Linked DNA regions of Homo sapiens: region 1 is linked to region 2. A link is a loop called in an ENCODE intact Hi-C map of the cell type or tissue named here. Cell type or tissue: mammary epithelial cell. All regions are shown on one strand. Links, peaks and the distances in the headings refer to the core of each region. The heading gives the core; the rest is flanking DNA.

The links. Hi-C counts contacts between places; a loop is a spot of excess contacts. Peaks named below come from ENCODE experiments on the same cell type or tissue, not always from the same donor. Only the 100,000 strongest peaks of a DNase experiment are listed, where the experiment ranks them.
Region 1: it touches region 2 in a loop (4-fold over the local background); 2 of 110 quality-filtered maps call a loop at or near these places.

What each region holds. Positions count from the first base shown.
Region 1 is chr9:90,983,362-90,999,863 of GRCh38, forward strand. LINC02957 (long intergenic non-protein coding RNA 2957) reads left to right here and starts at 13,677. Exons shown (of 4, transcript NR_184139.1): 1 at 13,677-13,759; 2 at 14,285-14,456. In mammary epithelial cell, for the core only: no CTCF peak of the experiment used is centred there; a DNase peak (open chromatin) is centred at 9,570; H3K27ac peaks cover 1,090 bases.
Region 2 is chr9:90,934,135-90,950,636 of GRCh38, forward strand. LOC105379829 (a long non-coding RNA gene) reads right to left here. Exons shown (of 4, transcript XR_001746828.2): 2 at 3,841-3,948. LOC105376143 (a long non-coding RNA gene) reads left to right here. Exons shown (of 3, transcript XR_001746829.2): 3 at 92-175. Among named protein-coding and RNA genes, the nearest start is that of LINC02957, 55 kb to the right of the region's middle. In mammary epithelial cell, for the core only: no CTCF peak of the experiment used is centred there; DNase peaks (open chromatin) are centred at 8,677 and 9,477; H3K27ac peaks cover 2,351 bases.

The DNA.
Region 1 (16,502 bases), core at 5,650-13,649, 51 kb after region 2:
AATGATCTGCCCACCTTGGCCTCCCAAAGTGATGGGATTACAGGCATGAGCCACCTCATTTGTCCTTTTGATAGACAAATAATCTGGGACTCAGGGATGTTATACAACCGCCAAAAGCAGAGCAGGGATGGAGCCATTGTTGGGCTCCTACTTCTCTCTCCACCCCCTGGTGGCTTTCAGGAGACATATCCTGAGTAGGACCCTTTCAGAGGCCCTGCCCTCCCACGGGACACATTCAGGATGCTCCCACACCCCTGGCTGTCATTGCACCATGTCCACACTGGAGCTGACATCTGCAAGGGCATCCGGCCAGCCAGGCCTTCCCCTGGGTACTCTGAAGTCAAGTTGGCCATAGGATGCCAGCAGGAACACCACCATCTTCATATACTTATATATACATGTATACACACACATATACATACATGTACAAACACACAGATACACTCACCTATATATACATGTTTTTGATAGAAACTCAGCTTCTCTGGGCACCAAAAGCAATCATGCTGAATGGAATTGGACATAGGCAAAATTGTGAAGAATAATAAGGCCTCCTCGTATTTTCCTCTCATTTCCCATTCAGCACATAGTGTTATTTGATGTAGGCTGAGCATCAAATCGCATCATGGGCAGGGAATGCAGGTATGGGAGGACTCCTGGATGGACTGGACCAGGTATTCCTCCAGCCCTCCCACCCCATTCTTCTGTGCAGGGTGCTTACCAATGCACCACCCCTGGCATTTATAAAAGCAAACAGTGTGTTCTGGCTAGAATCCTCCCCTTCTCTGTTTAGCCACATGCTTCTCCCCTCCCTTGCTTTGCCTTCAGGAGTCAGTGCAGGCTGACCGCCTGTGCCCAGATGCAGCACTCAGTCTGTCTAAGGTTCCAAGGCTGACTGCACTTCCTCCCTCCTCCCAGCCTGTTGCCCTTCATGCCTTTCCCTGGGCTACCTCCCACCTCCACCCTCCCAAGAAAAACTACCTCCCTCCTTACACACTGACGACAGGTAGTGGCTTCAAGTTGTCCTCATCTTATAATATATATGTAATATATACTTGAAACTTTCCATAGCCAAACCCAGGAAATTCTGGTACTAATGGGTACCCATGAAATCCAGAAGAAGGGACTATTTGTGGGAAAGTGAGCCTTTTGGTCCCCAGTGCTATCCGTTCTCTCTTTTGATATGTGTAATTGCTGTTTTAATGTCATACAGTTAAAATGAGCATGCACAAAGTAAAATGTCATCAAAATCCTCCCATGAAGTGGCTCCCTGCAGCTCATGGACTTAAAGGTGAAAATACACACTTACTCGTCTCCAAAGCCAGTTGTTAGGAATCTTTCTTAGAGATCCCATTTTCATAGGAATTCCAGAATCTCATTTATTTATAGCTGTCCTGCATCAACAATGAATACATTGAATACAACTGGAAGTGCCAATTCCTTCCTGAGTTTAAAATTTATACTGGTGTCTAGTAAATGGCTCTCAGAGAACTTCCTTGGGTTCCAATCATTAAGGGGTGCCAATGAATCATCCAAGATCAAGAAAGAGAGAAAACACTACTGCTACACCTCCTTTTAGAAACAGCATGGGGGGGCCAGGCACGGTGGCTCACGCCTGTAATCCCAGCACTTTGGGAGGCCGAGGCCAGCGGGTCACCTGAGGTCAGGAGTTCCAGACGAGCCAGGGCAACATGGTGAAACCCCGTTTCTACTAAAAATACAAAACTTAGCCAGGCATGGTGGTGCATGCCTGTAATCCCAGCTACTTGGGAAGCTGAGGGAGGAGAATCACTTCAACCCGGGAGGCAGAGATTGCAGTGAGCTGAGATCATGCGACTGTACTCCAGGCTGGGTGACAGAGCGAGACACCATCTCAAAAAAAAAAAAAAAAGAACATGGGGTTTCATCTGGAAGGATGGTTCTTGTCAGCGGATGTGGGAGCCATGTGAGTGTAGAGAGGAATGGAGAGTGAGGATGTAGAGCTCGTACGTGCTCCACACCTACCAGTGTGAGGCCAAGCAGCCCTGCTCTAGACCTCACAGTAGGAGGAGCTGTGGGTCCAGCAGAGGGTTCCTTTCCCTGCCGTCCCCGGAGATCTGAACCTTTCTCTAGATAGTCATACATACTGGACAAATAGGGCAAGATCTTCTACTACGAAGATGTATGTGGTCCAACACATAGCCCAGATTTACGTGGCCTGTCGATGCACACACTAACCCTTGCTGCTATTAGCTCTCCTCCCTAATAGGTAAGAGCACTGATTTTTCCTTAAGCGTGCTATTCTGGAAAAATCTACATGATGCCTGCTCTGGTCTGGCCATGTGACAGTTCTTCCAGAGGGACTTATATGTTCCTGTGGGTTCTGGGACTGGAAACACCTTATCTTGGGAGATGTCTCACACTTAAGTTGAGCAAATGATTTCCCTTCTCGGCTTTTTCACGGTGGATTCACAGGCACATGGTTTCTGTCTGAATGTGTAGAAAACAATTATCTCATCTCATCCACTCACTGTCCTGACTGTCAGAACCTGCCCTTACAAGTCCCAAATCCAGCTGTGTTTCTTCTTCAGTTACAAAAGGAAGTAGAAGATGATCTATTTTAAACTGCCATGGGGAAAACACAATGGGAATCAACAATTCAATTTTTCTTTAACTTTGTTAAGAGAAACTCATTTTTATCAAGCCGTATTGGGAATATAAAAGTAGAAGCTAGAAGGGAAGCAGTGTTGCCTATAATTTGTGTCTGGTCCTGAACATATGCTTTCTTATTTCTTGCACCCGTTTAACCCAGCACAAATCTTATGTATTTCCTACATCATTCATTGTTTTGTGCTTGAAAAAATATTTTTCTCTACATTCATCTTTCTCTGTGGGCTTCCTATTCCTTGACACTCTTTTTGACATCAGAGTCAACTTCCTCCTCAACCTGTCCAAATATTCTCTGACTTATTATTGAATGACTGCATTGGCACTCACCAGATTAGAGTAATTTCCAAGCTAATAATTACACTGGGCAGAGCCACAGACACACACAATCTCACACACACACTCACACACACACACACACACGTGTCTCCAGGCATCCCCTGCAGCCTTTGGCTTCACACATACCACATCATAATGCTGCTGGGAATGGGGAGGTTCCTCCGCTAGGTCCATCGAAGCACCCAGATTAAAATATGGTGACCATTTTATTATTTTATCAGACCAGAAAGGAGAAGCCACGGCCCTTAAAATATAGGTGCCCTTAAAGGAAAATTGAATGAATAATTTTAAGCTGAATACGAGTGTGGAAATCCAAGTTACATGATAACCGCTGGCCTGATGTTCTCATGGCACAGTCTTGATTAATACTTTTTAGCCTACTGCTATATGTTTACTGAACCCCTCAGGACAACTTTAATTGGTTCTGAAAAAGCCTGAATATGCCACATTATTCTAGAAGATGACAGTAACAGGTTGGGTGACCTGTGAAGCAGATTCGCAATCAAAATGAATGATTGTTTGTATTTTAAGCCTCTGAGTCTGGGTGTTTGTTATGCAGAAGTACTGAGGTCTGGGACATCCCTGTGAGCTCCCCATCTTCCTATTCCAGCAGGGTATTTTCTGTTAGCCCAATCCTGTTTCTTTCTTAGGCCATCAACCTCCACAAGATCACAGAGCACAGTGAGAGATAATCTATGTTATACACCCAGGAGGTCCAAAAATTTGGTTCCAAAACTTCCTACTAATGTAGAAAAGCATAAGGAACCTTGGCTCCATATAACCATCAATTTAATGCACATTTCAAAATAATTTCAAATGGTAATTTCAAAATAATATATACCAATATTTTTAATATATTACTATGATATATTATGTACTAATATGTTAATAATTAATATAAATGATAACAACATTTAATATGGAAACTTCCCCTGAAGCTCATGACAGAAAATCATACTAGTCCTTGTCTCCTGGCAGGAAATAAGGAAATAAATGTAGAGTATCTAGATTGAATCTGAACCAAGTATAATATATCACGCAACTGCTGGCATCTGATGCATATGTTGGCATAACTTGAAGACATGATAGTCTTTCTCAAATGAATAATTATCTCTGGTTTAACAGGGCCTATTTCATCCAGTTAGCAGTCCTTATATGCAAAAGGATGAAGATACTGGACAGGACAAGCCCCCTGTGATGAGGGCTGCAGGAATGTCATAAAATCTTCTCCCTTACATGTGTGTGGACTTGCTGTGGGTGGCATGAATAACCATGGCATGATAGTGATAAGTATATAAAATAAAGGGAAAATTCAATGGTCATTACTTGTTTTCTTCCCTCCTCTACCTGCAGAAACAGCACCACAGTTGCTTGGGAACATTTCCAGCAACTCTCCAGAACTGATGGAAGATCAGATACGAGGTAGTTGGCAGGCAATGACTAACTAGCTGTTGCAGTTAAGAAGAGGTATAAAACCCTTCTGGTTGGTAGGCCCACACTCTCCATAATGACCTGATCCTCTGTGTGTTTATATAATGGGAAACCCAGGAAGAAAATGCTCTGTTCTCATCAACGTGTGTCTGAATTGTTACTCTTCAGTTTATTTCCATTATTTCCTAACTCTCAGAACGGGAGTATATCCCTGCGACTGAAGAAATAACATTTCTCAAGGAACACTACAGTGGCCTGTATTTTCCAAAGATGACACCAACAATATGTTCCCAATCCACAGATTCTCCTGCAATGTGACGGTCAGACCCTTTGACCACTTTGTCCAATAGAACACAGCAGAGAGAATGCTGTTCCACTCGTGGTTGTCCTTAACAGGTCTGGGAACTTTCACTTCCTGCTTTGTGAAAGCCAAGCGCCATGAAAGAGGTATGGCGATCTGAAGACCACCAACCTGTGAGTAGTCCAGGTTCCACTGACAGGCCCTGAAGGATGAGGATGTCACGTGGAGAGGGAAAAGCAAGGAGCAGCATCAAGTGACAGTCCTAGCCAGGCAGAGCAGAGAAGAACCACCCCAGACAAGCCCCTGAAATATTTCAGACACACAAAATCATGAGTTTTAAGCCATTACTGGCTTGTTGAGGTTCCTATGACTCAGCAATAGATAACTAAAACAGGTTCCAGTGTTTATCCCAGTTTTGCCCAATCCCAATCTTCACTGAAGGATGCCATTTGACCATCAATTAGTCGCTGTGTCCTCTAAGGAAGCATGCAGACAGCAAGTTTGTGGTGTTTACTAAAGAAACACTCTATGTTTGACCCATTGCACTGGACACAGATGGCTGCCTTGAGAGTCAGGGCTCCTATGGTACATATGTCTTTATTTTATAAGCAGGATGACCATATTTTCTGAACCACAGACCCAGGAATGTGGTTTGACAATTATAAATGCAATCAGGAGGCAAGAAGACCGAATATTTTAAATCAGCACTACCCCAGAAAATACGGAAATTATACTGGTTGTGCTTACTGTCTGTCGTGTTTTATAAATAAACCTTAGACAATCTACGTACCCTTCATGTTTCTACTCCTTTGTTAGTAATAAACTACTACATCCTTCACAGATTGTGGAGATTAAATGAGATAATTCACACATAATCAGGAGACTATATGGCACATTGTAGAACTGCTCCATAAATATTAGCTAATTACATTTTTATAGTTGCTATCTCTTTATGTCCCTTTCATATACCTTAAGTACAGTAAGTGTTCAATAAATAGTTGTTTATGGAAGTTAAGGTTGTTTGTTGGGATTATGGAGTCTATTAGTTGGCTATTGTTGTGTAACAAATTACCATAAACTTAATGGCTTCAAACAACTTCCATTCATTATCTCACAGTTCTGTAGGTCAGAAGTCCAAGTGGGCTCAACTGGGGTCTCTACTTAGGGTCTTTCAGGGCTGAAATTTTGGCTGGGCTGGGCTCTAACCAAGGTTCTGAGGAAGAGTCTGCTTTTAAGCTTGTTCAGGTTGATGGGAGAATTCCATTTTTTGCTATTGCTTGACTGACTTCTCCATTTCTTTGTTAGCTGTCAGTCAAGGGCCATTCTCAGCTCCTAAGGCCATTTGCATTCTTTGCTCCATGGCCTCCTCTATCTTCAAAGCCAGTAATTGTTCATCAAATACTTCTCATACTTGGAATCTCTCTGACTTCCTCTTCTTCTACCAATCAGATAAAACTCCACTTTAAAAAAATAGATTTAGGAGGTACAAGTGCAGTATTGTTACATGTATGTGGATATATTTCATCATGGTGAAATCTGGACTTTTGCGTACACGTCACTCAAATAGTGAACATTGTACCAAATAGGTAGTTTTTTAACCTTCACCCCATTCCCATCTCCTCATCTTTTGGAGTCTCTAACATCTGCTATTCCACTTTATATGTCCATGCATACCCAGTGTGTAGTTCCCACTTACAAGTGAGAACATGCAGTATTTAACTTTCCGTTTCTGAGTTATTTCACTTATGATAATGATTCCAGGTCCATCTATGTAAAACTCTATATTTAAAGGGCTCATATGGTTAGGTTAGGCCCACCCAGATTATATTTTTATTTTAACATCAACTCATTAGTGACCGTAACCACATAGGCAGGATTTCTTTGCTATATCACTTAACCTAATCATGGATGCTGCAATGGGGGCAGAGATCATTAGGGCCACCTACAGTTCTGTCCACCAGAGTACAAACTCTGGCCCCATAATTCACTCTCACTTGCAGAAAACATTTACCTGCTCCCCAAGGTTTCCAACAGTCTCATCCCATTATCACACTAGATAAAGTCCAGAATCTCACCAGCTCAAAAGCCCAAAACTCATTATCTACTTATCTGAATCAGGTGTAGATAAAGCTTCTGAGTGTCACCCATTAAGTACAGCTCCAGGGGCACAATTTGTCTCCACCTACACACCTGTGAAATAAAAGACACAAGGTATCTTTCTCCAATACTCCCAACACACAATGGTGGAAAGAATAACAGTTATAGAACTCAAGTCCAAAATTGGGGAAATGGAAGGTAAAAAGGAGTCATTTGTTTCAATCTGTTTTGAAACCCAGCTGGGCAAAATCCACCAGGTCTCAAAGCCAGGTAACCTGTGTCTCTCAGCTGCTCTGGGCTTTCATCTTCAACTTCTGGGCTCCTGCTTTAGCTCTTAGAGTCATGCTCCGTTTTTCACAAAAGGTGACAGGTGTTTGCAGCTGGGGAATTTTATCAGTCTGCTTTTGCCATTTTGTAATATCTATATTCCATTTAGTCCTAGTTGGCATCTTTATTTTCTGCTAATCTGTTTTGCTAAAATATTTCCACTAATACAATGTTTTTTTCTAAAGTGTGTGGGCCTTGTGTGTATTTTCACTGGGTTTCTCTGCATTAGACAAAAGCTATACACACAAATCTTTCTCTAATAATCTCTTCTCTATCTTTGGCTTCTGCTTGGAGTGCTGAACACCAGTGTTTTTAAGCTTCCCAGAGGCTCTCTGGTTTGATTAGAAGATCTACATGGAACACTCTTAATCCCTTGGAAGAGTCATTATGTGGCTGAATACACAAGACCTCTGAGCTTTCCAGGGTTTCAGCAAAGAGCTGCACAAACACATATTCAGCCTTTTCTCTATGTCATAATTTTGGCATCCATCTCTGACTTCTAGGGGTATTTTTTGCCACCTGGAGAGGCTAAACTTTTGAAATTATCAAGTCGTTGTCCCTTCAATAAGTCTTCCTTCAATATGTCTCTCTTCTATTACATTTTAACATAAAAAGCAAGAAAAAAACAAGCAGCACCTTCAACACTTTGCCTGGAAATTTCCTTAGCTATATATTCCAGTTTATTACTTATGAGTTCTGCTTTTTATGTAACAACTGGACACAATTTCACTAAACTTTCTGCAATTATATAACAAGGATCTCTTTTCTTCAGGTTTCCAATAACGTGTTTCTCACTTCCTTCTTGGCCCATGTCAGTAGTATCCTTAAAGTCCAGATTTCTACTAGCAATCTGTTTAAAGTGATTCAGCTTTTTCTATAATGCTCCTCACTTTTTTCTGAGACTTCACTGGCAGAGTCTTTAACACACATATCTCAGTCAACCAATCAAACTATTAGAGTCCTTTCTAACCCATCACTTTAAAACACTGAGTCCATACTCTCAGTGAGCCTGTATCAGTAATTTCAGACTGATACAACTTTATATTCCTTCCACTTTGATGCCACACCCTTAAGATCCATTCCCACACATATTCCCCAGGTTTCTGTCACTATAAGCTAGAAACATCACATAGTTCTTTTGGTGTCCATCACACCTCTCTGTGGGTCACAACTTGTACTTCACCTTAGGATCTACTGGGACTTGAGCCTCACGATAGGTCTCTAGGTCCAGAGGAGGATCAGCAGTGCCTATAGGGTCACTAGGTCAGAAAAGCTCATCATAAGTCTTCAGTAAAGGGGGGATAACCTCAGGCAGGGGGAAGAAGCTGCTTCTACTGTTGTACTGGGGGTCCCCAAGACCACTCCCCACCTCAGTGATTATCTAGGAGGACTCAGCATACAGTTGTACTCACTGTTATAATGTATTACCTCAAAAGGATAAAAAAGCAAAATCAGCAAAGAAAAAAGGTCAATAGGACAAAGTCTGGAGGAAACTAGGCACAGCTTCCTAGAGTCCTCTCCCTGCAGAGTCACAGAGCCTGGACTAATTTCTCCAGCATCTAGTTGTGACAACTCCTGTAAAATATCATCTACCAGAGAGACAGACCAGGGTTTTTATTGAGGGCTGTTCACACAACCACTGTCTGCTTAGCACATACCAAAATTCCAGAGTCCCAGAAGGAAAATCAATCTCAGCCTAGATCAAATTGTTTGCACAATCAGGTTAAACAGCGTGAGCAACCTTTGCCATTTAGGGAATAGGGAAACTCTCCCAAAATCCAAGTTCCCAGAAATCAACCAAGGCTCAACCTTATAAGCAGACCTTTCTAAGGAGAGCATTCTCAGGCCTTGCTCTGTTAAAACTCTTTCCTACACAGCTGTCAATGAAGACATGGTAGAATTTAGGGGTTTGAGGCCCCCAGTTTGCTTGCATCTCTTCCTATGTCCATACTCCAGTTTTCAAAATCCCACTTCTTCCCAGTCAGTGCTCTAAATTTCACAAAAGACAAATTGTGAGTTAATGAATTCAATTTGCTTTGTAATTAAGCCATGACAGAATCAGACTCTGAGTTTAACCATTTGCTACAACAATTGGGGGTGCTTCTGGCATTTGGTAGGAAGAAAATAGGGATGCTAGACATCCCACAAAATAACAAACTTCCCCTCATCCCATATGAATTTTGAATGCCCACTTGGATTTTCACATAGATGGAGCAACCTGCTTATAATGATCTGAGCCAATAATCTAACTCTTTACATGTAAATAGAAGGGATATTTTTACATGGGTTTAAAATTCATTGACTTTTCCAAGAATATATCCATTGTGTAAATTAAGAAGAGATTGTGCTCTGTTTTCCTTGGAACTTTACCAAGAGTGGCTCATCACTTTAGAAAATCACATTCCTGATGACCAAACTACTTGTGATGCTTGAGTCACAAAAACAACACTTGTATCATCAGTCTGCATTCATGACTTGGGCATTCAAAATGATTATCTCTGTGTGTGTGTGTGTGTGTGTGTGTGTGTGTGTGTGTGTGTGTGTGTGTATTTATTTCAAAATGTCAAATATAGAAACAAATTTTTAGTTGAATATTGGTTTCCTTTTTTCAAATTAAACCTTTTTATTTTAAGTAGTTACAATAATCTATTAATAGTTATCTCTTTGTCTCCTAGTGATATACTCTCTCTTCTTTTTTTTGTTATACTTTAAGTTCTGGGGTACATGTGCAGAACTTGCAGGTTTGTTATATAGGTATACAAGTGTCATGGTGGTTTGCTGCATCCATCAACCCGTCATCTACATTAGGTATTTCTCCTAATGCTATCCTTCCCCCAGCCCCCCATTCCCTGACAGGCCCTGTTGTGTGATGCCCGCCCCCCCACCCCCACCATGTCCATGTGTTCTCATTGTTCAACTCCCACTTATGAGTGAGAACATGCAGTGTTTGGTTTTCTGTTCTCGTGTTAGTTTGCTGAGAATGATGGTTTCCAGCTTCATCCATGTCCCTACAAAGGATATGAACTAATCCTTTTTTATGGATGCATAGTATTCCACGGTATATATGTGCCACATTTTCTTTATCCAGTCTATCACTGATGGGCATTTGGGTTGGTTCCAAGTCTTTGCTATTGTGAACAGTGCCGCAATAAACATACATGTGCATGTGTCTTTATAGTACAATGATTTATAATCCTTTGGGTATATACCCAGTAATGGGATTGCTAGGTCAAATGGTATTTCTAGTTCTAGATCCTTGAGGAATCGCCACACTGTGTTCCACAATGGTTGAACTAATTTACACTCCCACCAACAGTGTAAAAGCATTCCTATTTCTCCACATCCTCTCCAGCATCTGTTGTTTCCTGACTTTTTAATAATTGCCATTCTAACCGGCATGAGATGGTATCTCATTGTGGTTTTGATTTGCATTTCTCTAATGACCAGCGATGATGAGCTTTTTGTCATGTTTGTTGGCCGCATAAATGTCTTCTTTGGAGAAGTGTCTGTGTATATCCTTTGCCCACTTTTTGATGGGGTTGTTTGTTTTTTTCTTGTCAATTTGTTTAAGTTCTTTGTAGATTCTGGATATTAGCCCTTTGTCAGATGAGTAGATTGCAAAAATTTTCTCCCATTCTGTAGGTTGCCTGAGCACTCTGATGATAGTTTCTTTTACTGTGCAGAAGCTCTTTAGTTTAATTAGATCCCATTTGTCAATTTTGGCTTTTGTTGCCATTGCTTTTGGTGTTTTAGTCATGAAGTCTTTGCCCATGCCTATGTCCTGAATTGTATTGCCTAGATTTTCTTCTAGGGTTTTTATGGTTTTAGGTCTAACATTTAAGTCTTTAATACATCTTGAGTTAAGTTTTGTATAAGATATAAGGAAGGGATCCAGTTTCAGCTTTCTGTGTATGACGAGCCAGTTTTCCTAACATCATTTATTAAATAGGGAATCCTTTCACCGTTGCTTGTTTTTCTCAGGTTTCCCAAAGATCAGATGGTTGTAGATGTGTGGTGTTACTTCTGAGATCTCTGTTCTGTTCCATTGGTCTATACATCTGTTTTGGTACCAGTACCATGCTGTTTTGGTTACTGTAGCCTTGTAGTATAGTTTGAAGTCAGGTAGTGTGATGCCTCCAGCTTTGTTCTTTTTGCTTAGCATTGTCTTGGTTATGCTGGCTCTTTTTGGTTCCATATAAAATTTAAAGTAGTTTTTCCAATTCAGTGAAAAAAGTCAATGGTAGCTTGATGAGGATAGCATTGAGTCTATAAATTACTTTGGACAGTATGGCCATTTTCACAATATTGATTCTTCCTATCCATGAGCATGGAATGTTTTTACATTTGTTTGTGTCCTCTCTTATTTCGTTGAGCAGTGGTTTGTAATTCTCCTTGAAGAGGTCCTTCACATCCTTTGTAAGTTGCTTTCCTAGGTATTTTATTCTCTTTGTAGCAATTGTGAATGGGAGTTCACTGATGATTTGGCTCTCTGTTTGTTTGTTATTGGTGTATAGGAATGCTTGTGATTTTTGCACATTGATTTTGTATCCTGAGACTTTGCTGAAGTTGCTTATCAGCTTAAGGAGATTTTGGGCTGAGACGATGGGGTTTTCTAAATATACAATCATGTCATCTGCAAACAAGGACAATTTGACTTCCTCTTTTCCTAACTGAATACCCTTTACTTCTTTCTCTTGCCTGATTGCCCTGCCCAGAACTTCCAATACTATGTTGAATAGGAGTGGTGAGAAAGGGCATCCTTGCCCTGTGCCAGTTTTCAAAGGGAATGCTTCCGGTTTTTGCCCATTCAGTATGATATTGGCTGTGGGTTTGTCATAAATAGCTCTTATTATTTTGAGATACGTTCCATCAATACCCAGTTTATTGAGAGTTTTTAGCGAAGGGCTATTGAATTTTGTCAAAGGCCTTTTCTTCATCTATTGAGATAATCATGTGGGTTTTTCATTGGTTCTGTTTACGTGATGGATTACGTTTATTGATTTGCATATGTTGAACCAGCCTTGCATCCCAGGGATGAAGCCAACTTGATCATGGTGGATTAGCTTTTCAGTGTGCTGCTGGATTTGGTTTGCCAGTATTTTATTGAGGATTTTCGCATCAATGTTCATCAGGGATATTGGCCTGAAATATTCTTCTATTACAACACATGTTGTGAAGAATTTGTTCACATGCTGCTTCAATTATGTAGCATACACAAAGCACCCTGAAAATAGTAGCTCAAAACAACAAAACTGTGCATTGTGCCTCATGGTTCTGTAAGTTGACTGGAATCAGCAGGATGGTTTTTCTGACCCACATAGTGTCACTTGCAGTCATCTAGAGGCTGACTGGGCTGGGACATTTAAGATGGGGCACACAGCACTTGCCAACCACGTCAGCTAGTAGCTTCACTTTGCTGCAGACTGGAGAGGCTCAGTTTCCCTCCAAATGGCCTTTCCATGGTGCTTGGGCTTCTCCCCTCATTATGTGGGAGTTCAAAGAGACAACGTTCCCAGTGTGGAATAGCTTAGCCTCAGAAGTTACAGAGCGTCACTTCCACTGCATTCTATGGCTCAAAGCAAATCACAGGTCGAGCCCAGATCCAAAGGGAAGGGAAAGAGGCTCCACTTTTCAAAGTGGGCATGGCAAGGAATTTACAGCCATCTTTAACCATCACAATACATGACACATAAACTGGAGAATCTAATCACCAAATGAAAAACAAAACAAACAAACAAAAACAGAAAAACAGAAAAGCCCAGCCATTTTCCATGAGGGGTTAGTTTCATGCTGCTGCAACACCAGGTGGTGTGCATGAGAAATGCCACTGGCTCAAAGCAGTCTCCTGCTGAGGTGCTCCCGCCTGCTACCAAGCTGGCCCATGGTGAGCCCTGCAAGCGCACAGAGCTGGTCTCCTGAGTGTTAGATGTTCTTGATAGAAGTATCCATTACAGAGTCTCAAACATAAGCAATCATTTGGGTTATAAGAATCCGAGTATGCATGTCAAAGAAAAGCCTTGAATATTGAGGAGTAGCTTGATATAATAAAATATTTGGAAACACAAAGATCACGTGATATTGCAAAAGCATCGCACCTGTAGGAATCCACATTGCACAACATCAGGGAAGTGGCTTTGAGAGCAACAACAAAATGAAATAGTAGAGTTATCAGCTGTCTGAAATATGGCCAAAAATTACTTGCAGTGGGTTGAAGATGAAAACTACCACTGAATGCAGCAGAATTTTTATTTTAAACCAGTGAGAAGGCACCAAAATAGGCCAATGCCCATTCTTGTATGGAAATATTTCATTCCATAAATGACAGGCCTTTCCATCCACCCCTATATGGTTTGGCTGTGTCCCCACTCAAATATCATCTTGAACTGTAGCTCCCACAATTCCCATGTGTTGTGGGAGGAACTCAGTGGGAGATAATTGAATCATGGGGGTGGTTTTCCCCATACTGTTCTCGTGGTAGTGAATAAGTCTCAGGAGATCTGGTGGTTTTATAAGGGGAAACCTCTTTCACTTGGATCTCATTCTGCCTTGCCTGCCACCATGTAAGATGTCCCTTGCTCTTCCACCATGATTGTGAGGCCTCTCCAGCCATGTGAAACTGTGAGTCCATTAAACTTCTTTCCTTTATAAATTACTAAGTCTTGGGTATATTTTTATTAGCAGCATGAAAACAGACTAATACACACCCCTTCTCCAAAACCACATCCACCCTCCAAACTGCATGTGTTTGTCAAGGTAAATGGTGTGTGTGTGTATGTATGTGTGTATATATATATATATACATATACGTATATATATATATACGTATATATATATATATATATATATACCTACATGCATATATATATATACATATATATTTATTGACTGAGAATTTAAGGTGTCTCAAACTATGGCAGAATTTTAATAAAGTTTATTATTTATTTTGTAATGAATTAATTACAAAATTATATAGCAGGTCCTGGAATAACATCATTTTATTTCAAAGTCATTTTGTTATAATGTTGAAGAGAAAAAAAAATGAATTCCCCCTGGTGGGGCCACCATCTGTGTGAACTTTGCACATTCTCTCTAGGTCTGTGTAGGTTTTTTCTGGCTACTCCTGTTTCCTCCCACATCCCAAAGGTGTGCCTATGAGGTGAACTGCCATGTCTACACATCCCAGTATGAGTGAGTGCAGGTGGTGTGCACGCGCCCTGCGATGGGAGTGTGTCCTATTCAGGGCTGGTTCCCGCCTTGCGCCCTAAGCTTTGGAGATAGGCTTCGGCCACCCTCAACCCTGAACTGGAATAAGCAGGTAAACAATTCTCTTACTTGTTTTTATTAATTTGTCTTAAATGTGTTATAGCTTTTATTTTAATGTTTAATATTACATTTATTTTATTGTTTTAATGTTTAATATTACAAGTGTTTGGGTCTTCATTTAGAAGTTTGGTGATGTTTTTGCTATCAGAAATATGCTACAGGAACTTAACTCTTGTGGATATCAATTAGCCTATAGGGAAATTGGTTTCTTTCTATGCAGTTTTGCTTACAGTCACTGTTTCCAAGAGCCTATGAACGTCATGAAAAACTTACTGTATAGGTGTTGGGTATTCTGTCACTAACCTCATTTCCCCACAAGCTCTGTTATTTTTATTATGCAAAATTCCATAGCAAGTGATTTTAGGAACACATTGCAGAAGAAATGACCATATATTGAATTTCATGTTATTTTATGAAGAATTATTTTCCTTTTGCTTCTCTATATTACTGTTAGGTATATGAATAATATATATGTTATATATGAACATATAGTCATACAAATGTATGTCACATATCTAGATCTGTTGTATTGTCCAGCAATTTCATAACTGGCTAGTAAAGGGGACCGTAAAAGACACATTTTTAAAGGAGGAAATTGGAAATAGAGCTGAGGAACCTCCACTCGGTGATTCCTGAGGTTACTGTACGTGGCAGCTAAACCACTCGGCTGGGATACAAGAGGTCCTGTATCGGTTATCTATGGCAGCCTAACAAATTCCCCTCACATTTAGCAGCTTAAAATAATGACTTTTTATCACCTGTCATAGTTCCTGTGGGTCAGGAATTCAGGCAGGGTGGCTTGTCGCCGCCTCATGGCGTCTGGAGTCTCCGCTGAGCCACTCGAAGCAGTAGCAGGGACCATCTGCAGGCACATAAACTGGAGAATCTAATCACCAAATGAAAAACAAAACAAACAAACTGGTGGGTGTGGCAGTCCACACAGGCTTCCGGTTTTTGGCTGGAACACCCACACATGACCTCTCCCTGCAGGCTGGGCTTCCTCACAATGAGGTGGCTGGAAGCCAAGGAAAAGCACCCAAGAAAGCCAGGTAGAAGCCATATTGCCTTTTACGGCCTAGCTTGGAAATCCCACAGCATCACTTTCCCTGTATTCTATTGGTCCAGGCAGTAATAGGGGTGTCCCCAGGTGTGAGGGTGAGACTCCCTCACACCTCTCAGTGGGGGCTAGCATTGCACTGTAGGAAGAGTCATGGGATGGAGTATATATTAGTGTGACCATCTTTGCAAATACAACGTGCTCTAGCCCCCAAGCAAGGGCTTTGGGTAAAACAACGGGTAGAAAGATGAAAAAGATGATATAGGTAAACTTAGAAAGAAACAAAACAAAACAGAACTTTGTAAGGGGATGCATAGAACTAAAGCAAGAGCAAAGCTGAATACTTCTGGAATATCATAGTGAATCGAAATCCCCTAGAATCTGTGATAAACACACACTGTTTATCTTGGAAGAAAAGAGTTTCGGGAATTTCTTTAAAAGTAACATTATGTATATTGCCTCACATGTGGACTTTATGCAAAACTCTCACTTGGCAATTTAGTTTTGGTGTGTTTCAGAAATAATCTCATTTGCTTTCATATCATGTAGAAAGAATGAAAGAAAAGCCAGTTTGTTTAGTCAGTAACTCTTGCTTTGGACTCAGAGGCCTGGGGGAAAAGAGAGTATGTATGTGCATATGTGTGTGTGTGTGAATGTGTGTGTGTATGAGTGCGTGTGTGTGGGTGCATGCAGAACAAAAGCAAATGCAATAAAATGAGAAGAGATGTGTGTCATTGTCCAGTTGCTTGCTTGTAATGTGAATAGCTTATGTTACTGGAGGGACTGATGCCAGGAGCAACGAAGCCAATTGCTTCCCATCCCATGATGGGATGGGAAAACACTGGCCACTTCAGTCCATGCCACTGTGTGGCACCCTACTTTTCCTTGGGTACTGAAACTTGGTGCCTGGAGTTTCATAGAAAACTTGAGGTATTCTAACCACAAAAGTAAAACATGCTTCTGCCTGCAGTGCCCAGTGGA
Region 2 (16,502 bases), core at 3,704-11,703:
ATGAGCTAAAATCTGAACTTACCTAATAAATATGGTGCACCTCACAGTTCTAACCCTATGTCGCTGTCTGGAATTTTAAACACAAATGCAGATTCCAAGTGGTCACACTGAAGGAACTCCGATGTGTTTCTTCATCTTTACCTTCACTGTGCAGTCGCTGCGTAGGTCATATCTGCTGCATCCATGCAGGAACAGGAATGTGTAGCTCCGTAGGGCTGAGGATCCCAGCAGTGCCTGAAGCAAGCTTGAATGATCCAGGGCCCTGACAAACGTCTCTCATGATGCGCCTGTGGAAGCTCAGTCCATGTGTGTCAGAGATGACCATATTGCTGGGAGTTCTCTGAACTGACACGGTGTTTATTAAGTTATCAGTAATGACTACATGCTCACCTGAAGCTCATGTACCTATCACTGAAGCTTTGGTAACTGCAGCAATTGTTCAGAACTCTCACCAGAAAAGATTTTGTGGGAAAAGAGCATGTCATGATTGACATTGTGGGGAATTCCTAGTGTGCAGTGACAATAAAGAGCAGGCTCACTGGTGCTTGGTTTTATTATTGTTTTAAAATCCCCCACAGATGATGAGCCCCCTTCTAGCCTGCGCCAGGGCAGACCCCTTGCTCACCCCGTCCTTGGTGCTCTGCTGGGATGGCACTTCTCACTGCCCTTATGTTATTTTTTTGCCCCCAAGTTCCACTGAATTCTGGTATAACATCTCCAAAATCGAGCAGCATGTCTCAAGAATGAAAGCTGGAATAATTCAGAACATAACCATTGTGAGCCAAAGTCTCCCTTCTTGGTTTCTAAAGGGATGAGAGAGAAAGCAAGGATGTGTATGTGTGTGCAAATGTGACTGTGTGTTAGACGGCAATGGGAACTGAAGGCTGTGGGGACAGAACCAGGAGAAAGAGGTTTTGTTGGAAACTTGAATTCAGTAAGCAATGTATTTGGCTTCCCTATGCCTTGCTTTCCTCCTCTACTAAATGCCAGGGAGGCATTGTGAGAATTAAGAGAAAATCTTCATGAAGGCCTTCAGCACTTTAGCTGCCTGAGAAGCAAGTACTCAATAAAAGCTAGCTCTGCAATAACAAGGCTATAAGCATCTCTATGTACGTCTCCTGGGAACAAAACCACAGAAAGACATCGTGGCCACTAACTGGGGAGCCCACCATGCTGACCGTGAGTCTGGCATTGTTCCACCTTGAAGGCTTTTCCACTGAGCATGACGGAGATGTGCTGTTGTCATGGTGCCACGACATTAACCTCATCCCACACAAGCTGTGGGGCAGTGACTCATAGCGACAGGTGGCCAGGCGGTTTACACAAGGAGGGTGAGGTCTCTCAGATCTTGGAGAATTGAGCATTAGACAGGTACAAGCACAGTTTAAGTATAAAATCCATCCAGGAATCAGGTCCTTACATTTCTTTGGAATTTTCTACAACTGGGTTATGAAACTAACCATATTATGATATAAGGCATTTCCAGAATGCAGTGATGGTAATAATTGCTATCACTTATTGGACACTGACTACATGTCTTCTCCAGAGCTCCACACCAAGCTTTCATCTTTGTTTAGGTGTCCCCCAAAGCAGATGCTACAACAAGGACTCAAGAGCAGGTGGTTGGCCGGGCGCGGTGGCTCACGCCTGTAATCCCAGCACTTTGGGAGGCCGAGGCGGGCAGATCACGAGGTCAGGAGATCGAGACCATCCCGGCTAAAACGGTGAAACCCCGTCTCTACTAAAAATACAAAAAATTAGCCGGGCATAGTGGCGGGCGCCTGTAGTCCCAGCTACTTGGGAGGCTGAGGCAGGAGAATGGCGTGAACCCGGGAGGCGGAGCTTGCAGTGAGCCGAGATCCCGCCACTGCACTCCAGCCTGGGCGACAGAGCGAGACTCCGTCTCAAAAAAAAAAAAAAAAAGAGCAGGTGGTTTACTTGAGCAGTGATCTGGGAAACCCAAGCAGGGAGAGGAAATGCAAGACAGGGATAGAAAGGATGCCACAAAGTGTGCACTCAGGAACAGGTCACTGCTGGGGCAACTGGGCTCAGTGCCCGGGGGACCTTCCAAGTCGTGACCTGGACTTTGCCCTAAATCATCCTACCATAAGATGGGATTCTGGGGTTATCTACTCCCTCTTGTCACTCCTTGGCTGAGGATGCCTTTGGTGAGTTACACAACTGGTACTTCTGGGTCACCTGCACACGTGCACAAGCTCCCGAGGCACCCAGGAAAAACCTCGGGCAATGATGCAGAGCAGGCTTTGGGTACCAGCCTGGGGGACTAGGAGTCATGGCCTGGTTTGCAGGGAATCGGTAGAGGGTTTTGGTTATCCTCAGGTTCCTCCCACTTGGATCAAACCCTGCTGCAATGTGGATGGGAAAGACTAAGACACCACCCACCCCCAGGGGAAGTGGGAAGCTCAAAGACCTCGGCATTTGTGTTGCTCTGTGGTTCTCGGCATGTGGTCCTGATGCCAAGAACCACAGAGCAACACAGACTGAGCTGCCTGCGCCGTCCTCTGATAAATAACTTCCCCTAACATGCTGGACTGGACGTTCAGCCCCTACTGGGGATGGCTTGGACAGAACTGTCTGGCTTACTATGTTCTCTCTTCTAGAGTCAGGGTCATCCATGGGAAGGATGGAAGAATCTCAGGCAAGTGACTGGGACACTTCTGTGAGCGGGGCCATCACTTAGCAGGGTCTCTAAGGGGAGCCTAGAGAAGTAGTGATGGGAAGGGCTGCCCAGGGAGCTCTGCCCTCTCACTGCAGTGGGGAAGGAAGGCCTGGGCCAATTCTGGAAAAGGGAAGCCTGTGACACTGGTGGGTAAGGGGTCAGTAGTGTCACAGTGGGGAGTGGGGCCCCATGTCTCTGATGCCACTGGTGGGGAAGGTGGACCTGGTGTCACTGGAGGGGAAGGTGAGCCTGCTGTCACTGGTGGGGAAGTTGAGCCTGGTGTCTCCAGTGGGGAAGGTAAGCCTAGAGTCACCAGTGGGGAAGTTGAACCTGGAGTAAGGTGAACCTGGTGTCCCAGGTGAGGAAGGTAAACCTGGATGTGGAAGGTGAGCCTGGAGTCACCAGTGGGGAAGGTGGACCTGGTGTCTCCAGTGGGGGAGGTAGACCTGGTGTCTCCAGTGGGGGAGGTGGACCTGGTGTCTCCAGTGGGGAAGGTGGACCTGGATGGGGAAGGTGAGCCTGGAGTCACCAGTGGGGGAGGTGGACCTGGTGTCTCCAGTGGGGGAGGTAGACCTGGTGTCTCCAGTAGGGGAGGTAGACCTGGTGTCTCCAGTTGGGGAGGTGGCCTGGTGTCTCCAGTGGGGAAGGTGGACCTGGATGGGGAAGGTGAGCCTGGAGTCACTGGTGGGGAAGGTGGACCTGGTGTCACCGGTCAGGAAGATGAGCCTGGTTTCTCTGGTGGGGAAGATGAACCTGGTGCCTCTGGTGCGGAATGTGAACCTGGAGTCACCAGTGGGGGAGGTGAAAGTGGAGTCACTGGGTTTTCTCCTCGCCTTGGTGATAAGGGTCCGCGGATAACAGAGCACCTTGTTTTACAGCTTTACAATGTTCTAGTCAGATTACACAGAAAGGGCACTAATCATTTCTCTTCCTAACTCACCCTTCAATTCTGGAAAACAGTAGACAATTTTTAATACTGTTGTCTCTCTGCTATCCACATTTGCGTGAAAAAAAAACTGCATATTAGTGGACCCTCAAAGTTCAAACCCATGTTGTTAAAGGGTCAGCTGTAATTCCATTAGTAATATTAGCTGCACCTGGAGATAAACACCCGGGGACCCTCGAGTTCACCGGTGGGGGAGATTTTCCCAAACTCTTACCTTCAAGCAAATGTGGAGCAGAGCAGACCTCTGAGGGAAAGTCCTGGGTGGGGTTTGCTCCATGTTCCTTCCACTCTCAGGGTGTGGAGCCCCCACAATCTCCCAAACCTAGAGAGAGTAAACTGAAGCTTACTGTCCACCAAGACTGAAGGATGTTCCACCTTGTAAGTAACTGACAGTCGGATGACTCTTTAGTTGTCATGGCAGGTGCTGAAGGGCCAGTGCTAAACTCCGCTCAGTGCCTAGCATCTACTAGAACTCCCTCATGTTGTCCTCCTTTCCTAACAATTGTTACAAAGCATTCAGCTATAAAGTCAGTGCCTGAGGAGGAGAAAGCCACTTGCTTTCCCTTGTTTAAGACCCTCTTGCCCGTGGCTACTTCTGCTGGGGTGTTGCCTGGTTCTTTGGCATGAATTACCCCAGTATTGCTCAGGGTAGTGGGCCCACATCACAGCATCTGAGAACTCGCTAGAAATGCACATTTTAGAATCCTTCCCTAGAGCTTCTGAAGCAGCAACCATAGGGGTGGCCCAGGAGTCTGTGCTTTCACATGTTTCCCGATTATTTGTATGAATGCTGAGGTTGGACACACATAGACTTTAGCACAGGTGCGGCCTGCCCATTCAGGTATCCCTTTCTCTGGGATCTTGCCAGAATTCATCTCTTTCTAACCCCAGGACAAGCCAATTACAGGATCCATCAGAGACCAAATCATATGGAGGCAATAGCCTTACTACGTGTTTAAATAATAGTTTCTAAAAGTTTTTCTGCATGGTTGAAATATAGTGCTGGGACGGATTAAGCAGAGTGCTATGGGCTGAACTGTGTTCCCCCGAAAGTTCAAACATTGAAGTCCTAACTCCCAGAACCTCAAAATGTGACTGTATTTGGAGACAGGGCCTTTAAAGAGTGGGGTACATTAAAATGAAGTCCGTAGGATGGCCTGGTGTCCTTATAAGAAGAGGAGATTAGGACACACACACAGAGGAAAGGCAATATAAGGAGACATGGAGACAAGACACCATCTGTAAACCAAGGAGAGAGGCCTGAGGAGAACCAGCCCTGCCAACCTCTTGATCTCAGACTTCCAGCCTCCGGAACTGTAGGAAATCATTCCTGTTGTTTAAGCCCCTGGCGTGTGGTACTTTGTTATGGCAGCAGAGCCGACTACAACACAGTAATTCAATTAACTTCAAGTATTCCACTGAGAGGTAGCTTTTGAGTTAAATAATATTTAAGGAAAAGAGGGAGCATGACATTGACCATTTAATAAGATGAAGACACCTGCCTGTTGTAACCAGACTCTGTAGACCCCAAACTTGCAGCACAGAACCACTTATTATTACCCAACTCACGAGCGATGTGAATCACTCCATGGCAGCCTTCACATCACTGCACCCATGTCTGACAATGAGTTCAACTGTATAATTAAGTAAATTAAGATGGCCAAGGCCACTGGATCAGATAACTTATCTTTAGATCCATGAGTATATTTGGCAGGAACATCAAGGCTTCATACAGATGGCTTCAGAATGTTTAATCTGAATTTTTATTGGCAGCCGTATCTAGCACAACCAATTCACTGTGAAAACCAAAGTGCCAATTAGATCTTGTTTGTCCCCCGTTGCAGCTTTATGAGGCTGTTGAAATGAGAGTAGCCAGGGCCCAAGGGTAGGGTGGCGGACAGAGTGTGGCTGACTTCTATTTAAGCTTAGTTGGCCACCCAGGAATTGCATTTCATTGAAATGGACCCATTCTGGCATTGTAGACTGGGGGGATATAATGTTATTCCCCATCTCACCCACACAAGCTAAACCAAGGTGTCTAAAAACATCCTCTGATGTGGAGGAGATACTAATGACATTGCTCTAAAGAAACTTACCTAATGCCCACCTGAGACAAAGAGGTTTTGAATCACTATTTACCCTGACCTACAAACTAATTTGTAGAACACGTTAAGACCAACAGCATCTGTGGCTCCCAGCTTCTACAGCATAAAGCTGATTGAAAATAATTTAAACCAAATTGTATAACTGACATCTAATCTGTAGGCATATCTGAAAGTTGGCAAAAATCAGAGCTAGCCCGTATTGAACCTGCAGCCACGCACGTGCCCACGTGTGCCTATGTGTGGATCTGAGCGATGTTCTCTCCAGTGCCTATCATTCCAGAGGTGTCAGGCAAAGCCAAGAAAAGAATCCACCCGTTCAATCTCCACATAGACAAGGTGCAAAGGTTACTAAACGGTCTATAGTAATCAAAGTACTCATTTCAAAGACTTGTGCTCAAGTCTGTGCTGCACAGCAAACAGTAGTTGGCTAAGAGGAGCAAGTGAAGAACACTTATCAGGCACCAGCTTGTGTCAGCAATTGACCCAAATCTCACATCACACCACAAGGCAGGAGTCAGAGCCCATTTCACAGACGAGGACCCTGAGAGGCTAAATGCCTCTCCCAAGTGGGAAGAGCTAGCACTGGACACAGGTGGTCTGACTCAAATCCAGCCCTGTGGGTGACCTGGGGATAAATCACACCACAGACAAGTCATTTGAGTGCCCTTCCAGCCAGTAGTGACAATGTTATTTGCCTTTTAGGCAAATCAGAGTATGCTGTGGTCACTTTGCCTCTTGGTATTTGCTCCTGCACTGAATTGAGGCTGGCCTACTGTGATAAATTGCATGTGGCAGGATCATGTTGTGTGACCTCCAAGGCTGGGTCATAAAAGGTCTTGCAGCCCCCACCTTGGTCTCTTGGATCACTTACTCTGGGGAGGCTAGCCGCCATGTCATAAGGACATTCAAGTAGCTCTGTGGAGAGGTTCACAAGGAGAGGAGAGGGGCCCTCATGCAGCAGCCAGCATCAATGTGCCAGCCACGTGAGCAAGTCACATTGGAAGTGGATCCTCAGCCCCAGATGAGTCTTCAGATGAGCCACATCCCCAACTGACATCCAACTGCAATTGCATGAGCCAGATCCTGAGACAGAAGCACCCAGCCAAGCTGATCCCAAATTCCTAACCTGTAGACACTGTTTACGGGTGACTTTTTGCATGGCAATAGATCATCAATGCCCATATAAATCTCTTCACCCTATTTCCATGTATTAAAAAGAGTGATGCTAGTAGGACGTGGCACCATCTCTGGCAGTAAAAAATAAGTAAGTAACACTACCTGCTCCACCAGTCGATGACAGAGTAGCAGGACCCCAAGGAGCTCAGCAGCTCCCAACTTTTGGTGTTACCATCCTCCAGGTGTTAAAGAGCCCATGGTTAGGACCCACAAAAGCCCTGTGTATTCTGATAGCCTTATGTATACATCACGAAAAGAGGTACCATCCTCAATTCCTCTCTTCCTCTTATATCCCAAAATATACCTCAACAGAACCTGCTACAGCCACCTTCAAACCTATCCCAAATTGACCTGCTTTTCTCCATCTTAAAACCACACCCATGGACAACCCATGGGTTGTCTCTCCCATGGACAACTGCAGCAGCCTCCTAAAAGGCACCCAGGCTTCCTCTCTGGCTCCATACAGCAGCCAGAAGGGCCTAACATAAATTCCATCCTAGCACTCCTCCCTCAGGCGCTCCTGTGGGCTCCTGTTACCTGGAGAGTAAAATCCACTGCTTTCCCTGGCCTTCAGAGTGCACCCCAGCTGGACCTGCCACCAGACCTTTCCCCTGGCAGTCCTTCTTTCTGGAGCATTCTTCCCGTGGATTTTATCTGGCTTCTTTCCTTCATTTCTCCTCACCTCATGGTCACCTGACCACCTTTCCTAAAGAAGCTACCTGATGACTCCTTTGCGTCTCCCTGTACTGATTGTCTCAGTCGGCTCAGGCTGCCACAACAAAACCCTGGAGGCCGGAAGTCCAAGACCAAGGTTCTGGCAGGGTTGGTTCTGGTGAGGGCTCTCTTCCTGGCTTGCAGATGGCTGCCTTCTTACTGTGTACTCACACAGGGGAAAGGGAGAAAGGGGGCGAGTGCTGGTGTCTCTTCCTCTTTCTATAAGGGCACCAGTCCTGTGGGATCAGGTCCCACCCTTACAACCTCATTCCACCATTGTCACCTCCTCACAAGTCCTGTCTCCAAATGCAGTCACACTGGGGATTATGGCTTTGACATATGAGTGAGGGGGGTAGCAAACATTCTGCCCATAGCACTTGTCTTCTGCATTGCCTTTTACATCGCTATTTTTCACTGTTTTAGTCATTTATGGATTTGCCTCTCTACCCCACCTACCTTAACATCCCCAGTGTCAAAAGCTGTTCCTGGCATGCTGTAGGTAGCCAGTAAACATGGGGTGGGTGCACGAGTGATGAGTATGTGAAGCTGGAGAGAATTGCACATGGCTGAGATATCAGAAAGACAGAAGCGAGTTCCTGCATGTATTGAGCGGCGGGGTGAAGGGGCTCTTTATATTGATTTGCATCCTCCTCTTGGTCTTAATACTGATAGAAATTTATGCAATCAATGGGCAGCTTATATTTGTGTACTGCTTAGGATTCACAAAGCTTCTAACGCACATGGCCTCGTTTGCTCCCCGCAACATTCTGAGATACAGTGAGAGTCAGCACCCCTGTAACAGCTATTATTGCAAAGAAGACCATCCCCAAATTTGCTAGCTTCAAACAACCACTTATTTAGCTCATGATTCAGCTGATCAGCAATTTCGACTGAAAGCAGCCAGGCGGTTACTGTGGTTTGGGCTGTGCTCCCTCATGTCGCACCTGTCTGGGAAGCTGGGGGTCAGCGAGAGGGTGTGCTTTGGTGACGTGGCTCACAGTCAGCTGGGACGCCTCTGCTCTCCTCCACACACCGTCTCTCTCCCAGCAGGCCAGCCCAGACTTGTTTGCAGGCAGAGACCAAGGAGTGAGAGCTGGCAAAGGGCACCAGGTTCAGGAGGCCCAGCTCAGAACTATGCATCCTGTTAGACAAAGTGAGCCATGAAGCATCCCATCTCAAGGGGTGGGAAGTTAGACTCTGCCTCTTAACAGGAGGAGCTGAAGAGTCACACGGGAAAGGACGCAAGGAAGGGATGGAAAGTGGGGACATTTTTGCAATCAATCCATCATGTTCACATTTTACAAAAAGAGAGACTCAGAAAATGTAATGACTTGCCCAAGGTCACAGTGCTCAAAGACCTGAACTTGGATTGCCTGCCCCCGAACTCACTGCTCAGTTCTCAGTGAGCAGTTCTGAGGGTGCAGCAAGCTCTCTCTAATGTTAGTTGCTGACTTTCTTCACCAACCTGCTGATGTTAAGAACCTTCCCCCATACCACTTCATCCAAGGTTTATGGCAATGATTTTGTACCCTCATGCAAATGCTGTACACTGTACACTGTACACTGCACTGACCGCATCCCAACAACAGAGGCTGTCTCTTCTTTCTCTAAAAACGCTCAGCTTAGATTTAAGTATCGATGCCAAATGAGGAGTGCCATGCTTTGGGCTTAAACACAACTGTCCTCATGAAGGTTCAGGCAGGCTTTTTGCTCTTCTTTGGTGACATTTGATTGACACCCTGAGCATACCTTCGAACTGTGTAGGTGGCGACCGTGAAAAGTGCAGGGCTGGTGGATATAAAGAGAGTGGGTGACAAGCCCGAAAGTCCACACTCTCTTAGAGTGCAAACAAAAACAGAAACAATGATTAGAGGCTGACTCACCCACTGCGTGGCTCCATTAGAAATTTCCAGTGCAGTTACTTAGGCAGCAAATCACACTCAAAAGACTAGATGCTGAAAGGATAGATTTTTTAACATACTCTCCACAAAAAATATATATATAAAAGTTGGTGAGATGACGGATATGTTAATCAGCTTGATTTGACCTTTCTACAATGTATACATGGATGAAAACATCACATTGTGCCACATAAATATGCACAATTCTTATTTGTGAATTAAAAATATATTAATTAATTTTTAAAAACCCAAATGCCTTACCTGGTAGGAAGGATTTGAGACTGCCTTTTCCTGTTTTTAGCCAATTAGAAAAAGATTAAAATATAATGCATTACATTTACTAAAAATGGCAATTAAAAACCATCATTAACAAGTGTTTAAATCAAATAGTGCATGATGATGAAAGAACAATTAGTGCACAATTCTGTCAAGTTCTTTCTCTCATAGAAAACAGGATAGCTGAGTAATTTAGATCAGGGGTTGGCAAACCATATCTTGGAGCCAAATCCAACCTGCCGCCTATTTTTGTAAATAAAGTTTTATGCGAACACAGCCTCACTCATTCATTCATGATTTGTCTATTTCTGCCTTCATTCTACACCAACAGAATTGGGTAGTGGGAATGCAGGCCCTATGACCTTCAAAGCCTAAATTATTTACTCTTTCGCCCTGTACAGACAAAGTTTGCTGGGAACTGGTCTACTTCCTGGAATACCAAGTTCTGTAAAGGTCCTGGGATATGGAGGATAGGGAGAGGGTGGCCAGTCCATCGGTCTGCATGGTACATGAGGCAAGTGTGACATGCTATCCTCCAGGTGCATGGAGCAGTGTGTGCTCCCAGGGAGAGTTTGCTGAATTGAACAGCATAGAATCAAGATCCAGCTGATCCCCAGGTTGGAGAACATGCAGAATGTGCCCCTTCTCAATCCAATTAGCTAGAATCTCAGAGAACCAGTTCAACTCAAGCCCCGACAGTCTGCCTGCAAGCCCAAATTAAAGCAATGGTGCAGTTTGATGCTCCTGTTTTTGCTAGGGCACCTCTGAACCAGAATTACTCCTTGAGTCACGAACTGCCCCAGATGAGACTCTGTTATGCTCGGGGAGGACCTGAACTGCTAGAGGGTGAAAGAATCAGGCAGGTCGACCCTTTGGAAACTCAGTTTGCCCCGAAGGCTACACCCAAAGTGGTCACAACCTAAGTTCAGGCACAAACGGTTCCCTGGTTCCAGACATGCCCATGCTGTTGGGGTTGCTGCTGTCCCTGATGTATGCTTGTGTCTGAAAAGGCCAGAGAGGGACCAGGGGCCCCTCTCAGGCTTGATTTATACAAGGGCTCACATCAATCTGGATGATCTTGGTGAGACAGGAGAATAGGGAATTAGGGCAACCAAGTGTTAAGTCATAAGCAAAGGAAAGGCGGGTGGAGCCAGTTCTGGGCAGGATTCGGCAGTGTGTGGACCACATCTTCACTCCTGTATTGACAGAAGTTTCCACTTCAGCCTCTGACCATGGGCAGGGTCTCCACTTCAGCCTCTGATTGGTCTCAGGCCAATCCTTCATGGGGTGCAACCAATTGGAGGCGTCTAAAGAGCACCTAGGGGTGTTGCCAGATTTTTTTGGCTTAATAAAAACCCTAATTGGGGGATACTCTTGAGCTGCTTGCTGGAGCCTGCTCCCACTCTGTGAACTGTACTTTCACTGCACTAAATCTGTGCTTTTGTCACTTCTTTCTTTTGTTGTTTTGTTTTTCATTGCTTCGTTCTTTTGTTGCTCTGCTTGTGCATTTTGCTGAGTTCTTTGTTCAACACGCCAAGAACCTGGACAACTCACAGTCAAGACCTTCCATCCAGTAACACTGGGGCTGTCACTATGGCTAGTGCAGCTTAAGAGCCACCCCCTGCTTTTGTTCAACATGAGCTAATCCCATCACCTCCCAAGCCTCTGGGTCTGCAAGCTGGGAGTAGAACTGGACTGCCTGCACAAAAGTGTTAGCAGCTCAGGGCCAGAACCCTTTAGACTGTCCCCATGGAGCTGCCCAGGTGATGAAAACAGAACTGGGAGGTAAGGCTAAGAATACTTTTCCTAGAAGTGAAGCAACTCTGCATTCAGGTCTCTCTACATCTTGCTTGGTGGCATCAGGCTCTTTTCCTTTCTGTTGTCCTCCTTCCATCCCTCCACCCAATCTCCCTTTCTCTCCATGCACTCAGGGCCCTCACTTCTGGCCTGGACTGTATTAACAAGCCTTTGTGTGTCCAGGAGCCTCTCGTTCCTCTCCTTGCCTATCCATGCATTCTTCAAACATAAGGACCGTCCCGCCACCACCTAAAGGAGCTCATAGCAGCTCTTTGGGAGACATTGGTGGGCACATCCCAGTCTCAAAGGATGAATAATAGGAGTTGGAGTCAAGCATGGGGCCTCTTCCCTTTGCCAGTGATTGAATTAGGTGTGACAGGAAAGACAATTCTGATCCAGGAGACATGAGGGGACATCTGCAGAAAGGACCTCTGAGGAAGGTTGTCCTTCCTATTGAGAAGAGGGCAGGGGAAGGGATGGCACTGACCACTTCACTTTCCACCACTGTGGCTGGACATGGTGCCTGGACAGTGGCAGGTGGTGTGTAGGAAGGCAGCCCACCACAGACCAACACCAGCATGAGATAGAGAGACCTGCATTCTTGATGATATTGGCAGGCTGATGAATTAATTGACTCTGGAATCACACCGACTCCAGAATTTGTTATTTGTGGGAAAATGTACTTTTTTGTTCATTTAAGCTATTTTAAATTAATTTGCATGTTATTTGCTTAAACAAGCTTTGAAGTACCTGCCACCAATGAAACACCATCCCTGGACCCAGGGGCCTTCTTTCCGCTAGGCACACCTGCTCTGACTCTTAGAGGTTCCCTCTCAGTCTTAAACATCCTGGATTCCTTCCCACACTGATGCTAACCTAGGCTCAATTTCAAAGTCTTCCCATTGGCCTGTATTGTCTCACAATTTCTCCTATCATGTCCAAAGATATTGAAAATTTTATTTAAAACTGAATCACTCTTGCTGGAGGCCAGGAGTTCAAGACTAGCCTGGAAAACATAGCGAGACCCTATCTCTACAAAAAAAAAATTAAAAAATTATCCAGGCATGGTGGGATGCACCTGTAGTTCCAGCTACGCAGGAGGCTGAAATGGGAGGATCCCAGGAGTTCCAGGCTGCAGTGAGCTATGATCACACCACTGCATTCCAGCCTGGGTGACAGAGACCTTTTTTCTAAAAAAAATAAAAATAAAAAATAAAAACTGTCTCACCATACTTCTGCTTCTGGTAATGATGAATTCGGTTATTTGAAGCAAAATTCTTGCTGAGGACACTATGAAAGCAGAATAAAATATCAAATCATCAGTCTAAGGGCATCAGAAAACTAAAAATAGAGAATAAAGTAAAGCCAGGATTGTGTAAAGATGGAGATCCCAACAGGTGAGCTCAGCATTGGGGCTGCTTTTCCCTGGGGGCATTTTACAGTTTTAAGAGGGCATTTGAGAAGCAGGGCAACAGGTTCAACAGGCTCAGAGAACAGTCTCCCAAGTCAAGGAGGGAACAGAGCATGAAGCCAAGGAGAAGTGTGGTAGAGAGGGATACTTTATTTATGTCCAAGGCAGATGGCCATGCAGTCGTGAAAGAAAAATCTTCTCAATAAGTGGTAGTGGCTTTGCTTCAGATCCATATGGAAATAAGAGAAAATTGCTACCTTATACCACACACACACATTTGCAGGTCTAAATATGAAAGTCAGAACACATCTTTTGAATAAAAATGTAAAAGAATATCTTCTTGAACATTGGCTAGAGAAAGACTAATTAAACAAGCAGTAAAATGCATGACCCATACAAGGAAAAACTTGATAAATTATTCTACAATAATTCTAAGACCCCCTAGTCATTGAAGACACCAGGAAGAAAGAAAAACGTAAGCAGCAAAGTGGGAGGAGATATTTGTAGTGTGTTTAACTTGAAGAAGATTTCTGCAAATTATTAAGATAATGACAACCATGTAGAAAATGAAACAAGAGACTTCAAATGACCAATAAAGATATGAATAGGTAATCAAGGAAAATTAAATGAAAATCACCATGCCCCATGCATCAGAATGGCCAACACAAAAAAGCCTGGCAGCACCAAGGCTTTGGTTGAGGTGTAAAGTTATAGAGCCCTACCACCCTGGAAAGGGTTTAAGTCAGTACAACCACTTGGAAAGACTGCTTGGTGTAAATTATTAAAACCAAGGTCATGAAGAATGGAGGACCCAGCACATTTACCTCTGGGTATGTCGGTTCCGAACAGCATTGCATGGACAAGTACACCAAGAGGTAAATACAATTCTTGTGGCAGCAGTGCTTTCTACAGCCCCTAATTGAAAATGATCCAAATGCAAATCAATAATAAAGATGTATTCCTAGGTATGGAACTACACAAGAATGATCTACAGCTAAACATCATAGCAAGCCAGATACACCAGAACGCTTGCTGCACAATTTCATTAAGATAAAGATCAAAACCCAGCAAAACTAAGTCAACTATTCAGTTGCTAAGGGACAGCAAGGAAATGATTTCTATAAAAGTTGGGATAATTGTTACCTTTCGGGGCAGGTCCTCTGGGAGTGGCAAAGTTATCCTTTCGACCTGAGTACTGGTTATGCAGGTTTACTTTGTGGATAAATTATCTTGGTCCTGTGTACTTTTCTGGTTGTATTTTATATTTCACCATAAAGAGAAGATAAAAGGAAAATTGACACTCAACCCTCATTCAGTGAAGCCTTTGGGAATAGGCTCTGCCTGGTTTTTTACACTCCATGCCAACATCGACACGAGTGTCTACATATAGACGCTGCTGCATTTCCTTCTAGGTGCTGGATCTCATGGCTGATCATGTCTCTGGGTTTGATTTCGGCACACAAAGCTAAGCACTACCTGGATGCAACTGCAACCATTCAGGATGCAACTGCAAGCCCTTCTGTGAGACAAACTTACTTTGGGCTTTATTATTTCTTCTACTCCTCATTTTTCTATAAAACTTCCTCAGTGATTCATTTGATTCTTTCTTGTTATATATACGTATATTGTGATAAGTAATGTTGCTTCAGTTTGTGTAAGTAGCACTGTCTTTGCTATCTATTGTTATTGCAAACAACAGCCCTACAATTTACTGAATTGAAACAATGACAACTGATTATTCCCCATGACTTGGCAATCTGGGCTGAGCTCAGCTGGGCTGGGTAATAGTGTCTGATGTGGTTGGAACATCCAGGATGGCTTCTTCACTTGGCTGGGAGCTGCCTGGACATCCTTTCTCTCCATGTGGCCATTTTCCCAGATGGGTAACTGAATTTCCTTACCTGAGGCTCAGCACTGTAAGAGAGGGTGTCCCAGGAATATAAGCCCAACCTGCATGCTCTTATCAAGCCTGGGCCATGCTTTCTGACATCCACTGGCCAAATCAAGTCAAAAGCCAAGGTCACTGGGAAGGACAGCACAAGGCGGTGAATATCAGGGATCATCAGGGCCACGAAAATAAGCCCATCACGGATACATGGGAATAATCAAATGCATATATTCAGAAATGCATAGAGCAATAAAATAACTTGGAAAATATTTCTGTATCTCTGTAAAAGTTTTCCCTTGTTTGTCAATTTGACCAACAGCTTACTAGTGATCAAATCTCTACCAGTTTTAGCACATGTTCTCCATTTGCAGCATGACTGCTTAGAAAGTTTTCCCTAAGATTAGGCATTTTTATGAACACTGTGATGCTCATAAACCTCAGAGGTGGGAGATCCAAAATAAGTCTCAGGTCCCAGGGACCTAACATTAAAGGACACAGCTCCTCCAAAAAATGTGCAATGGGAGGAGAATTGAGGTGCCATGGGCTTGCCCAGGGCCTGGGCACTCCAGTTACCTTCCTGGAAGGCTGGCTCTGACCTCAACACCTTTCCTGAACTTCTCAGAGCAATCTCCTTGCTGCATTGTCCCCTCAGCCTGCCCCACTACTAGAAATCCCTGTCTTGGTATTTTGGTATTTTGAGATGAAAACCACAGAAGACAGTAGGAACTGCTGGGAAATTCACCTGAACAAACAGGACGTGAGAAAGCCCAGAAATAAGGCATCATCCTTAGACGAGGGGGCCATGCAGTCTGGGGAGGAAAGTGTCTGGACCATTCAAAATCTGGATTGCAAATCTTCCATCACCCCGCAGCTACTTCCTTTGTAACCCTCTGGAGCACGCTTCCTTCTCCACTTTCCCTCATAAGCATTTCTACATTCAGTGCCTGTAGATGGGGTGGCTGGCCAGGGTTCCAGACTGTTTGCTACTGCTGCTTCCAAACAGCTACAAGCTGCTGAGTTATTCCTCTTGTTGGTTGTTCGTGGAGCCACCATAAGATACCCACCACAGTCTCTGATCCCTGCCTGCCTGGTTGAGCTGTTATGCCACATCGTTTCCCTGACTTGGTCTCCATGCAGGGAAAATCATGGCGTCTTATTTAGCCTGTGCCTCAGGACTGATGCTGGCAGAACTGTTTAAACAACAAATAAATGTGCTTAAAAAGTCCTTTCATTTTGTCAAAAGAAGGGAACTAACAATTTATGAGAGCTTACTATATGCCAGATGCTTTATTTATTCCCTGACTTAGTTCTCACAAAAAACACTTGAAAAACATATCATTATACCTATTTTCACAGTCCTGCAAACTGAAGTGCAGAAAGGCCAAGTCAGTGGTATGCAAAGGCTCCACAGTCCTGATAGCGCTATAAGAACACACTTGAAAATGTGTTTCTGACAAATGTTCTGATCTGCCTAAAATACTTGAGTTTTTTTGAAAGGAAGAAACCATTGTTGATCTAATATCTAAGGAAGAAAGTGTTCTGTTTTGTTTTTAAATACTGGGAGCTGGTTTTAGGTAAGAAAGTCCGTGTGATATTTGGTAAGGATTA